4 separate regions of the Homo sapiens genome follow, and all the other regions are linked to region 3. The links are chromatin contacts, found by Hi-C or POLR2A ChIA-PET in ENCODE. All regions are on one chromosome and are shown on one strand. Each heading gives the region's core, a stretch centred on a gene start or an enhancer-like site at or near the end of the contact. The rest is flanking DNA. Distances are from core to core; before and after follow the strand shown.

What was found. A loop is a pair of places that touch in the nucleus more often than their neighbours do. ChIA-PET counts read pairs that join two places held with the same protein, here RNA polymerase II (POLR2A). Pooled maps may share reads with other maps.
Region 1: a loop to region 3 is called in a pooled map, with 10 times the contacts of the local background. The contact joins two enhancer-like sites. A Hi-C loop is called at or near these places in 1 of 168 maps with a recorded cell type or tissue (vagina), 3 of 37 single-sample maps with no recorded cell type and 9 of 50 pooled maps.
Region 2: a map of CD14-positive monocyte shows a loop between it and region 3 (15-fold over the local background). The contact joins the promoter of LINC02970 here to the enhancer-like site in region 3. A Hi-C loop is called at or near these places in 1 of 168 maps with a recorded cell type or tissue (CD14-positive monocyte), 9 of 37 single-sample maps with no recorded cell type and 9 of 50 pooled maps. POLR2A ChIA-PET finds 5 or more read pairs at or near these places in 4 of 52 experiments (HCT116, activated CD4-positive, alpha-beta memory T cell, activated naive CD8-positive, alpha-beta T cell and 1 more).
Region 4: a loop to region 3 is called in a pooled map, with 3 times the contacts of the local background. The contact joins two enhancer-like sites. A Hi-C loop is called at or near these places in 2 of 50 pooled maps. POLR2A ChIA-PET finds 5 or more read pairs at or near these places in 2 of 52 experiments (MCF 10A and naive thymus-derived CD4-positive, alpha-beta T cell).

The regions. Positions count from the first base shown.
Region 1 is chr20:62,500,574-62,503,424 of GRCh38, reverse strand. No RefSeq gene overlaps it. Among named protein-coding and RNA genes, the nearest start is that of GATA5, 26 kb to the right of the region's middle. RefSeq lists an enhancer at 1,163-1,392. Within about 2 kb of position 1,509, at least 5 of the 41 ENCODE cell types and tissues checked have a DNase peak (open chromatin) inside an H3K27ac peak, as active enhancers do.
Region 2 is chr20:62,602,177-62,604,876 of GRCh38, reverse strand. It overlaps LINC02970 (long intergenic non-protein coding RNA 2970), which reads left to right and starts at 1,436. Exons shown (of 2, transcript NR_184037.1): 1 at 1,436-1,899. RefSeq lists enhancers at 1-435, 436-1,225 and a silencer at 968-1,117.
Region 3 is chr20:62,739,517-62,742,216 of GRCh38, reverse strand. All of the region lies in intron 1 of NTSR1 (neurotensin receptor 1), which reads right to left. Among named protein-coding and RNA genes, the nearest start is that of NTSR1-AS1, 5.5 kb to the right of the region's middle. RefSeq lists enhancers at 1,649-2,277, 1,258-2,457. Within about 2 kb of position 1,381, at least 21 of the 41 ENCODE cell types and tissues checked have a DNase peak (open chromatin) inside an H3K27ac peak, as active enhancers do; they include CD14-positive monocyte, HCT116 and endothelial cell of umbilical vein, where a contact is called at or near this core.
Region 4 is chr20:62,899,637-62,902,336 of GRCh38, reverse strand. The region is part of intron 6 of DIDO1 (death inducer-obliterator 1); the gene reads left to right. Among named protein-coding and RNA genes, the nearest start is that of SNORA117, 18 kb to the right of the region's middle. RefSeq lists enhancers at 1,967-2,216, 1,546-2,400. Within about 2 kb of position 1,401, at least 15 of the 41 ENCODE cell types and tissues checked have a DNase peak (open chromatin) inside an H3K27ac peak, as active enhancers do.

The DNA of each region.
Region 1 (2,851 bases), core at 260-2,759, 240 kb after region 3:
GAAGAGGGGGAGAACCGGGACATCAGGGTCTGGGCATGGCAGGGAGGAGGAGAATATGCAGAGTCCTGAGGCAGGAGCACGCTCATTAACGAAGTCCTGCCGGGACCTCTAGGTGCAAATTCACCTTGGCGGTGTCAAGGATGCTGCTGAGGAGGGGTCACCTGCCAAGGCCAGATGGCCGGTTTGTCAGGGGCTGGGGGAGGCAGCCAGGGCACCCCATCCACCCCGGCTACAGGATTTTGGCAGCGCCGGGCGAGAAGTCTGAGAATCGCCCTCCACAGCTTGGAGAGCTTGGTTGTTTTGAATATTTTCACTTAAAAGGATTCCCACCTGAAGGTTCTCTAGGAGACATGTGGGGACAGCCATCCTCATCCCTTGCACCCAACAGAGGGTCTGTCCTGGGACCCAGGCACTCCTGCAGTGTCTGTGGAGCAGCCCTTCTCAGAGGCGGTTTGCTTCCACCTGCCCATGATCAGGTCCAAGGAGCGGGGCCGGCGGCTCCCTGCACCTCCTCGCAGGTTGAGCAGCTGTTGGCAAAGGCCAACGTAGGGGCAGATGCCTGGGGTCCCGACCATGATCAGGAAGGGCAGCTCCGGGCCAAGGCTGCTCACAGGCCGGGAGGTGGGGAGTAGGGCGAGGTCAAGCACCAGAGGAAGGGGCTGGCAGGGGTGACCAGGAAGAGGAGGAGCAGGGACGTGGAGAGCCAGCGCATAGGAGCTCACAGCCCCTCTCATCTGCTCGAGAGCTTCCATCTGGGAAGAGCTGAGGCCCAAGGCCCACTGCTCTGTGGGAGCCCCACCCGGCCCTCCGTTGAGCCCATGGGTCAGGGCAAGGCTGCGCCCCAGAAGCATGAGCTGGCCCCAGCAGACCTGCTCTCCCTGCCACAGAGCCCCAGGAGCTGTCAGGGAGCTGGGCCCTCTCCCTGACCCTCATGTCCCCACCCTCCATGACCCAGCTCCCGAGAGCCGACCCTGCTGGGAGCCTCCTGGCTGGGCCACCCCTAGCAGGCCAGCCCAGGGCACTGCTCCTTCCTGTAATCCCACCCCACACACCAAGACCCACACCCAGGCAGGGGGATGAAATGGGCAGCATAACCGCGGGTGGCCTAGCCCACCACACTCACTTGAGACCCCTGAGCAGCCTGCGGCCACCCAGCCCCACCTCAGGGTCTGAGTCTCGGTGCATCTACGAAGTGGGTCTTTATGAGGCCTCTCTCACACTGCTATGAAGAAATACTCAACTGGGTAATGTATAAAGAAAAGAGGTTTGGTTGACTCACCGTTCCGCCTGGTTGGGAAAGCCCCAGGAAACTTACAATCATGGCGGAAGGCACCTCCTCACAGGGTGACAGGAGAAAGAATGAGCACAGAGCAAAAGGGGGAAAAGCCCTTATGAGACCATCAGATCACATGAGACTCATTCACTGTCTTGAGAACAGCATGGGGGAACCGCCCCCATGATCTCATCACCTCCACGAGGTCCCTCTGCCAACCAACACATGAGGATTACAATTCAGTTACAACTCAAGATGAGATCTGGGTGAGGACACAGAGCCAGACCATATCAGGGTCCATACTCGGGGTGGTGAGGGGCCCATGCCACATGCTGGGAGATCTCAGCCCTGCCGGGCACAAGCTCAACTAACAGGGTCATTGCCAAGTACTCACAGCCATCCTCAGAGCCACAGGCTGCCCCTGGGCCCAAGGTCCCGCTGCCACACAGAGACTATCCTTGACCTCACAGGTGCCCTCATCTCTGCTCACAAACCCTCTGGAGATGTCAACACAGGGCCAGGTGCAGGGCCAGTCTGCTGGGGTCACCTGGAGCCAAAGAGAAGACCCTGGTCCTGGAGCCTGCTGGGGGATCCCCACTACACAGCCAAGCCGCCTGAGATGCCGCCGTCACAGGCCAGCTGCTCAGAAAGCTGGGGCTTCGGGGCTTGCGTGGCATCCACGGCTCCCAACTCACGACAGTACACGCAGACACACGCTCACCCGCACACATGAACACCCACACTAGCAGTACACTCAGACACACACTCACCTGCACACACACTCACACTAGCAGTACACGCAGACACTCTCTCACTCGCACACACGAACACCCACACTAGCAGTACACGCAGACACACACTCACCCGCACACACAAATCCCAACCCACGACAGTACACGCAGACACACGCTCACCCGCACACACAAATCCCAACCCACACTAGCAGTACACACAGACACACGCTCACCCGCACACACGAACACCCACACTAGCAGTACACGCAGACACACACCTGCACACACAAACACCCACACTAGCAGTACACGCAGACACTCTCTCACTCGCACACACGAACACCCACACTAGCAGTACATGTAGACACACACTCACCCGCACACACAAATCCCAACCCACGACAGTACACGCAGACACACGCTCACCCGCACACATGAACACCCACACTAGCAGTACACGCAGACACCCGCTCACACACACACACGAACACCCACACTAGCAGTACACGCAGACACCCACTCACCTGCACACACGAATCCCAACCCACGACAGCAGAGGCAGACACCCTCTCACCTGCACACACAAACACCCACACTAGTGCAGGAGGCCAGGCCTGCACACACCCTCACACGTATGGACATATGTATGACACAAGTTCACAGACACCCTCACACCCACACATACACAGTAAGACATGCCTGCACACACCTTCACACGCATGGACACACACGCTGGCTCACACCCTCACACACATATACAGTAAGACACACAAATACACCCTCACACTCACACATATACACCCCTGCACACGCCCTCACACGCATGGACACACCTTCACATGCA
Region 2 (2,700 bases), core at 187-2,686, 140 kb after region 3:
CAGCCCCAGGCTCTTCTCTAGCATGACCAAGGCTGCTCCCATGGAGGGGTCTCTGTCCCCTCTTCTGGAATCTGAGGGCCTCGTGACTGTCGGAAAGGATGCCAGGTGGCTCCGCGTCTCGGCTTCCACCTCTCTCTCAAGTGCTGGCCTCGGGAAGCCCACCCATGTCACATGTGGGGCTGCCGGAGAGGCCCAGCCCGAGATCCCGGCTGCAGGTCCCACTGATGGCGGCATCGTCTGTAGGAGACTCCCTCTGGAGTCTCCAGGCTCTGGCCCCAAGGCTTCCCCGAGGAGGCTGCAGACCTTGGGGAGGAGGCCTGGGCCATCCCAAGTGGCCTGTCGGAGTCTCTGACTCACAGGCGCTGTGAGCAGCAAGCATGGTCGTCCCGCAGCCTAGGCCTGGGCGCCTATTGTGCATCCCAGAAGCTGGAACGCGTGCTGGGCACAGACAGCTCCTCAGAGCAGAGTGGCCAAGCTGTGGCACGTCTGGGGGCCGATCCCCGTAGGGCTGAGTCTGCCAGGGGCACCAGCCACAATCCTGAGTACTGATTATGCACTGGCTGAACAAGCTGTCCCCAGCGGCTCTGCTGTGGTTCTTTGGTTGAAGCAAACGCTGGCGCTGGGTCTCACCTGCCTCCACACTTGCCCTGGCTCCTGGAGGCTCCAAGGGATGGGGCATCTCGTGAACAGGTGGGGCCTGGGTCTGGCCAACTGTGTTTGCCTCTGGCGGTGGCCAGGTCCAGCACCAGCACTTTGCTCACTCTGGTCCCCAGAGGGCTGGGCAGGTGCTGCGGCAGGAGGTGCCCCTGACCGCGTGGCCTGCTGGAAAGGAGCCTCCCAGCTCAGCGGCAGCCGGAGACAGTGTCCAGAGTGCCCGCAGTGCCACCCGAGCTCAGAGCCTCTCCCAGCGCCAGCACGATCAGAGGATGCTTTAACCGAAGCCATTAAGCTGTCACGGCCCATCCGCCTCCCGCCCCTTCCTGTCAGTTACTGCAGGCGGGGGGGACGCGGGGGGCAGCAGCAGCGGGGTGGGGGGAGCCCCTCCGCTTCCCTGAGTCACCGCCATCCGGCCAGACTGCCCACCACCGGCTCTGAGCTCATCGGCTCTGCGGTCAATCACTTCCCTCTGGAGCTGGGCAAGGCACTGGGGAAACGTGGGCCTGAGCAGGACTTTGCAGCCAAGGCCACTGGACTAGCTTGAGAGTCCTGGGCAGCATCCAGGCACGGGCTCCAGGCCTTCTGCCCCAGCTCGAGGTGCCATAGCAGGTGCCTCTCATGGGATTGGGGCAAGTGGCACAGTCTTGAGGCTCCCCCAGTCAGACCCTTCCCCCTTCTCCCCAGGCCATGGTGGGCAGGTGGCCACTTCCGTTGCTGCCTGTGTCTGAGGACATTGGCCCAGGGTTGGCAAGAAGAGGAAGGTGTTGCATCAACATGCAGCACATTCACCTGACAAGGAGCTGGCCGCAGCCTCCGCTGCCAAACGGTGACGGTGCTGGCTGGTGCCCCCAGGAGCTGTTCACCACCTCCCGGGCTAATGGCGCTTGCTGCCTGGCACACAGCAGGTGACTACACTGCATGGCTTATAAATGTGGCCTCTGCCAGGAAATCCTGGGAAAGAGCCAGGGAGGTGACGTTTTATCCACGAGCCTGCTATGGCTTAGCCTAGCCCTCCCCTAACTGTGACCAAGCTCTGGATGAGACACAGACAACTACTGAGGACCTGCAAAGTAAGGAGACTGCAGGGCGGAGGCGGAACTTGGAGGAGTGACCTGCCGTGGAGTTTCTGGTTTCCTCCTTGTGGCTTTGTCTGGAGGGCAAGCCCCACTCTCAGATCCACATGGCAACACAAGCAGCTAAAACGCAGATAGAAACCCCAACCTGGGAAAAGGAGTCCTACAGGTAAGAAAGGGGTGGAACCCCAGAATGGGGAGAGCCGGGGAAGAAGAGAGGGGTGGAACCCTGGAAGGGGGAGAGCCGGGGAAGAGAGGGGGCAGAACCCCAGAAGGGGGAGAGTGGGGGAAGAGAGGGGGCAGAACCCTGGAAGGAGGAGAGCAGGGGAAAAGAGGGGGCGGAACCCTAGAAGGGGGAGAGCCAGGGAAGAGAGGGGGCGGAACCCCGGAAGGGGGAGGGCTGGACACGGCAATTGCCTAATTCTGTGCATGAATCCGCATAAGTCTCACAGTGCCACCCAGCAGTGCCAACCCAGCAAAGGTCTTGAGAACCACACTGAGAGAGGTGGGGTTTGGGATGAACCTGGCTGCTAAAGTGGAAACAGCAACGTTCCCCGAGGGCTAGGACAGCACCCAGAGTCCACACGGTGTGCTCAGACGTAAAACAAAATTACTCAATAGACACAAAACTAGGAAGGTGTGATCATCCTCAAGAGAACAGACAATGCTCAGATGCCAGCCCCAACTGACACAGATGCCTACAGCAGCCGCGGTAACTGCTTTGCGAGTTGCACGCATACACAGCACACGCACACACACCTCAGAAAGGAGCATTAGATGAAATGAATAATAAACCTCACAGAGAGGTAGGAAAAAAAATAAACAAATGAGTATTTTTGAACTAAAAGAATAGAGTATCTGCAATTAAAATTGTACTGATGGACTCAATAGCAGAATGGAGACAAAGGAAAGCCAGCGAACGTGAAGACAGATAAATAGAAAATATCCACTCCGAAGAACGAAGATAAAG
Region 3 (2,700 bases), core at 132-2,631:
TGTCAGCCACCTCGGTGTCTGTGGGACCACTGTGGGGAGGGGATGAAATGGACGGCGCAGCTTCTGGCTAGTACTTGGCCCCTCACGACCCCGTCCACGCCTCCATCAGAGAGCTCTGATGTGCAGGTTTTGGCTCAGTATTAAAAATAACGGTTTGAATTCCTCTAACCTTCACTTTCTAGCTGACATCGACTGTCCTGGGGTCTACACATACTCTGTGTGCACCACCTCAGGCACACAGGTCTCATCTGTGAGGCAGAGGCTCCTGTCAGGCTCCTTTTGTAGATAAAGAAACCCAGGCACAGTTGTGAACCCAGGGGCCTGATCCCACAGCCTGAGCTCCCACTTCCTCCATCAGGGGCCATCCTATGAGCAGATCCTCATCCCCACTGGTGAAGCTTTGTGGCATGTACCTCACCTGAGCAGATGCCTTCTGTGGGCCATTGCCAGGTTTTGAGAGCATCTAGTCCAAGGCTGTGGCTCCTTGGCGACCTCTCAGGGACTGAGCCTGCCCCACAGCCTCTGTCCATGGCTCCTCCACTCTGTTCCCTGCACTTTTCTTCTGGTTTGGAATTTCTGGGAAAGGCTCAAGAGAATGCCAGAGCCCCAGGGAGCCTCAGGGGTTCAGTACCATGGACAATGCCCAGGCATGCTCGAAGGGGCGCACAGACATGGGGTGGGAGGAACATGGTGTGGGGCAGGGGGCCGGTGTAGGGACCCCCAAGCCAGCTGGGGGCAAGGACCCCATCAGGAGAACTCTGGCCACCTGCAGACCCGTCCTCTGAGCGGGGCTGGTGAGTCACCCGTCACCTCTGCAAGAGGTTTGCCCTCCTCTCCTCTTCCAGGCAGCAGGGAGCCCTGAGTGTGGGAGTTGGAATCTTTTCCCTCCTGATTGCTGGAGCTATAGAGGCCATTGTCTGAGTGGGGACTTGGCAGAACAGAAGCCCCTGGAAGCCACATCCTGTCTGTGCCCGGCTGAGCTGCGGGACTGGCAGCAGCCTGGCTGCCGGGAGACCCCTGACTTAGCAGCCTGGCTGCCGGGAGACCCCTGACTTAGCCCAGAGGGCCTTAGTCAGATTAGGGAAAGAGCCTTCCTGACACCCTTGCCTCCTCTACCTGTGCTGGGCAGGTGCCCTCCAGGACAGGAGGAGGGGAGGCCCCTGGCCCTCAGCCCCGGGAACGGCCCTCCCCTCGCTGAGCCTGGCCGGGGCCCAGAACCCCAGTGTGCCCCATTAGTCACTCTGAGGGCAGTGCTGGGGTGGCGAGTTGCTTTTCAGCTGCTCCAGCACTTCTCAAGAGTAAATCACAGGCAGCGGCAGGTGACAGCCAGCGGTTGAGGCTGCGGGCTGCAGGTCTCTGCCATGTTTTCAAATATCTGCCAGCTTCAAGCCCATGAGAATGCTCACACCCACAAGGCATCTGCTGGGAAGCACGACAGGGCTTTAAAAACTCTTGACAAGCCCAGGAGGCTGCGCAGAGCAGTGAGTGAGGGGTGGAATTCTGGCCCCGGTCACGGCCCCCACCTCTCTGGGGATCTGAGCGGGAAGGATCCCTGGTAGGGCCTCGCACTCCTGTTTCTCAGATGAGGAAACCGTGGCCAGGTGGGGGCTCCCCTGGGCTCGAGTCCACAGCTCTGGTCTCCACCCTCAGACTGTCGGCACAACCCTTTTCCCTCCCGCCTGCACGGCTTGTAAGATCTGTCTCCCGCTCACCCTATGACTAAGAATGAGCCCCACAACCCTTTTCCCTCCGGCCTGCACGGCTTGTAAGATCTGCCTGCCGCTCACCCTATGACTAAGAATGAGCCCCACAACCCTTTTCCTTCCGGCCTGTGCGGCTTATAAGATCTGCCTGCCGCTCACCCTATGACTAAGAATGAGCCCCACAACCCTTTTCCTTCCGGCCTGCACGGCTTGTAAGATCTGCCTGCCGCTCACCCTATGGCTGCGAATGAGCCCGTTCGATCCGGTTTGCTGAGGCTTTCGTTCATACTTTTCTAAAACGCAGGGCACTAACGTGACAGATCAGAAGTGGAGCTAACACACTTAGCACAGAGCGCTTTGGAGCCCGGTTCCTTGAAAAAAGCCACACCATCCGGAAAAGTTCTCTGCTCCATGCAGGAAAAGCCCAGAGACCTGCAAACGCAAGCCCTGGGTTTCCGGGGAGTTTGTGCAAAGCCCCAGCTGTGACCAAGGAGGAGCTGCTGTGATCAAGGGGGAGGCCCTGCAGCTGGGGACGAGGCGGTGCGGCCAGGGGCCAGCAGTCCCAGCACGACTTAACTTTCCATGTCAGAGCACAGATTTGGAAAAGAGCAAGTGTTCCCAGTTGCCTGCGGGACAGCATATGCGTCCCGCACCCCGCCGGCCTGTTCTCCAGTTCTGGCCGTCGCCGGCCGCTGCACCTCCAGCCCCACGGTTCTCTGTGTGCTTTTCTGCCATGCAGACATATGGGCATCAGGCACATCCTGCCCCTCCCAGCGCCTAGTGGCCACGCCCTGGCAAAGCTGGCCGCCGTGTCCCACAGACATCTGGCTCTACACAGCATCTCAGCGGTGTCAGTGGAATTAGTGTTCTGCCCTGTTGTGGTGAATCTGATTATGGTGAACACACAGAGCCAAGTGTCCTCACCCACCGGAAGAGGCCGTAGGGGTGAGAGAGGAAGGCCGGGGGCGGCCCCTCACACCCCCAAGTACCTGCATGG
Region 4 (2,700 bases), core at 152-2,651, 160 kb before region 3:
TTTTTTACGTTATCCATATAACTGGAAGTTTCTTGGCTGTCAGTAATGACATTCTTTTGTTATTTTTAAGTGTTTTACTTTTTATAAACTTAAAAAGCAGCCTGCCATTGAGAAAATTACATCAGGGAAAGGTTTCACACCTCCGTAACCGTGACCCTGCACGGTGAAGTCCCACATCAGCACCGTCCCGTGGTGCCCCTGTCCATCCCTCAGGTGCCCCTTTGTGCTTATGCTTCAGCCACCTTGGGCAGGTGGGGTGCAGGGATGGAAGTTTCCAGCAGGATCGGTCCCCCTGAATTCACCACCTCTTCAGTGACCTTCATAGGACCTTTCGGAGCTGTGGATCTACTCATAGTCTAAAGATGAATACTCGGGAAAGCCTCCTCGGCATTCTCGGTGTCACAGAGTGCAGAGGTCAGCTCTGAAGACGCCTGCTACAATTCCTCCAATGTGGTACACAAGTTTCAGGTAGATTTGTATAAAGTTGTAAAATAATACTAGGTTTTTTTTTTTTTTTTTCTGTTAACACATCAACATACACATAGTTATATTCTTAGCTTCTAAAAGTTAGAGAAGTAACTTAGAATATTGACAAGAATTTTTGCTACTTATTTAAATGAAGGTTGCGGCAACTTTCATTTGCCGCAAACCTGGAAGAGTTCGGCAAGAAGAGCTTAAGGTAACTGGCTTTATCCTCAACTGACCTGCTTGGTGCTGTCAGCTAGGGGCTTTATACTGAGTATGGCCCTTTAGGACTGGAGGGATTACAGGGGAGGGTTGTGGACTAATTTTAACATGCCCCTAACATGTTGGTTTAAGTAGTAAACAACTTAGATAAAGGTTAAATTACTCGTGTGGGAGATCTTGGGAAGAGCAGCAGCTCTGCTCCCAAATGGGCTTGGCAGCCAGGCACACACCATGTGCAGCTGGGCACAACTGAAATTGCAGTTGAGTGGAACGTCCATCTGTCCACGTGGCCCTCATCACACGAGTTTCTTAGGGAGAATTACACACCTCTCCATTAAGTTGGAAGGCACTCAAGTAGCGGGTATTAGTAAGAAAACTGACCAAGGAAAGCTTTGAGTATTCCAAAACACGGCAGTCTAGCTGTGGACCCTGCAAGGGCGTCCTGGCTGTAGTGATGGTCTCCTCTGAGGAGCGTCTGCGATGTAGTCTGCCTGCTGTATTTGGGAAGTAACTGTTTCCCCGCAACATGAAAGCAAACTAGTAACTACTTATAAAAGGCGAATTCATGTGAACACATTCTAGCATGTTGAGAGGAGCAAAAGCAGAACATTTTCTCTTGCCGCTGCCACCTTGATTGTTCCCACTAGGGGCAATCTTGGAGTGAAGAAACAGGTAAAGCAGGAAACTGCATTGTTGTACACACGCCTCACTGAGGGCTGCAAATAGGCCTGACGTCACAGTGAACAGAATTTACTTCCACAGTTCCTTCACTGACTGTTGAGTCTGTTTTCAGGTGCATAGCATAGAAACAGCCCTTAGAGCTGTAGCGGATGGTGATAGGCAGGATTCAGGACACCGTGGGAGACCAGTGGAGGTCTGAGTGCCCCAGCTTCCCTAAACCAGCCAGCAGTACCGCGACAGGGCAGGCCACTTCATTGTCAACACCTACGTGAGGGCGTGTGGTGTTTATTTTAGTGATTTTTATAACCAGTTCCTTTCCCTGTGGGGAGCCATCCAGCACATAAGGTTGCTACATGGGGGCCTCTGGACAGTCCAGAACTGAGCAGACTTGGTCTCTTGCCCCATATTTTAATCCCTGTCCTGCTAAAACTTCCACTGGGGCAATTGGATGGGTTCTGCAGAGAGGAGCGGAGTAGCACCATCCTCCAGTGGGGGCCTGATTTTCTCCTCCCCGTCTCTGCTCAGGCCCTGGTGCCACCCAGTGGCCAGAGGCGCTGTAGCACCCAAGCCAGCCAGCCTTCTGCTTTGGGGGAAATTGGCCAATTAGAGTGTGCTGCTGATCCCTGTGCACGACGACGACCTGCTTCATTCTGCAGTTGGCTGAAACCCAGACCCGGCAGCAACAGTTTCATCTGGGCCAGTGGCCTGGGCAGGCCCCCAGAATGTGGGAGCTAAAGGAGACAGCACTGCGACCAAGGGGCAGAGAGGTGTGGGGAGGGGCAGGGGACCCCTGGCTCTCAGGCATCAGTGCTGTGCGGTGTGACCAGGTCACCACCACTGCTGCCCCCAGGGGGCCCAGCAGCGTGTAGGGGAGGCTCGTACCCTGACAGAGCCCTGTGTTTCTGCAGTGGGGTTTTTTCCTGGGTTGCCTGGAGTTGCTGCTTGCCCTTCTCTGAAGTTATACACAACGTAATAGTTCAAAGCAAATTTGGATGAACTTGCAAATTGAATTTTAGCTCCACTAAAAAGTTTCTGTCCCCATTTCAGCAGCAGCTGACCCAAGTTGAGCACCAGCCATGCTGTCCCACCTGGAGTGGAATGGGTGTGTGCTCGGGTCCCTGGAACAGTTGCTGGATAGAACATGTCCGTTCAGAGCAGGAATGGGGCTTTCTGCGTGTTGTAGGACACTGCTCCCAGAGGCCCGGCTTGGAACATTCTGCCGTTCACTCACCTGACTGCCCATTTCCATGCTCTTTAAAGCACAGATGAGGGATGACAAAGGTTGCCTTTAGAAAGGGAGCAGTTAATTTTCTAAAATAGCAATGGTTAAGG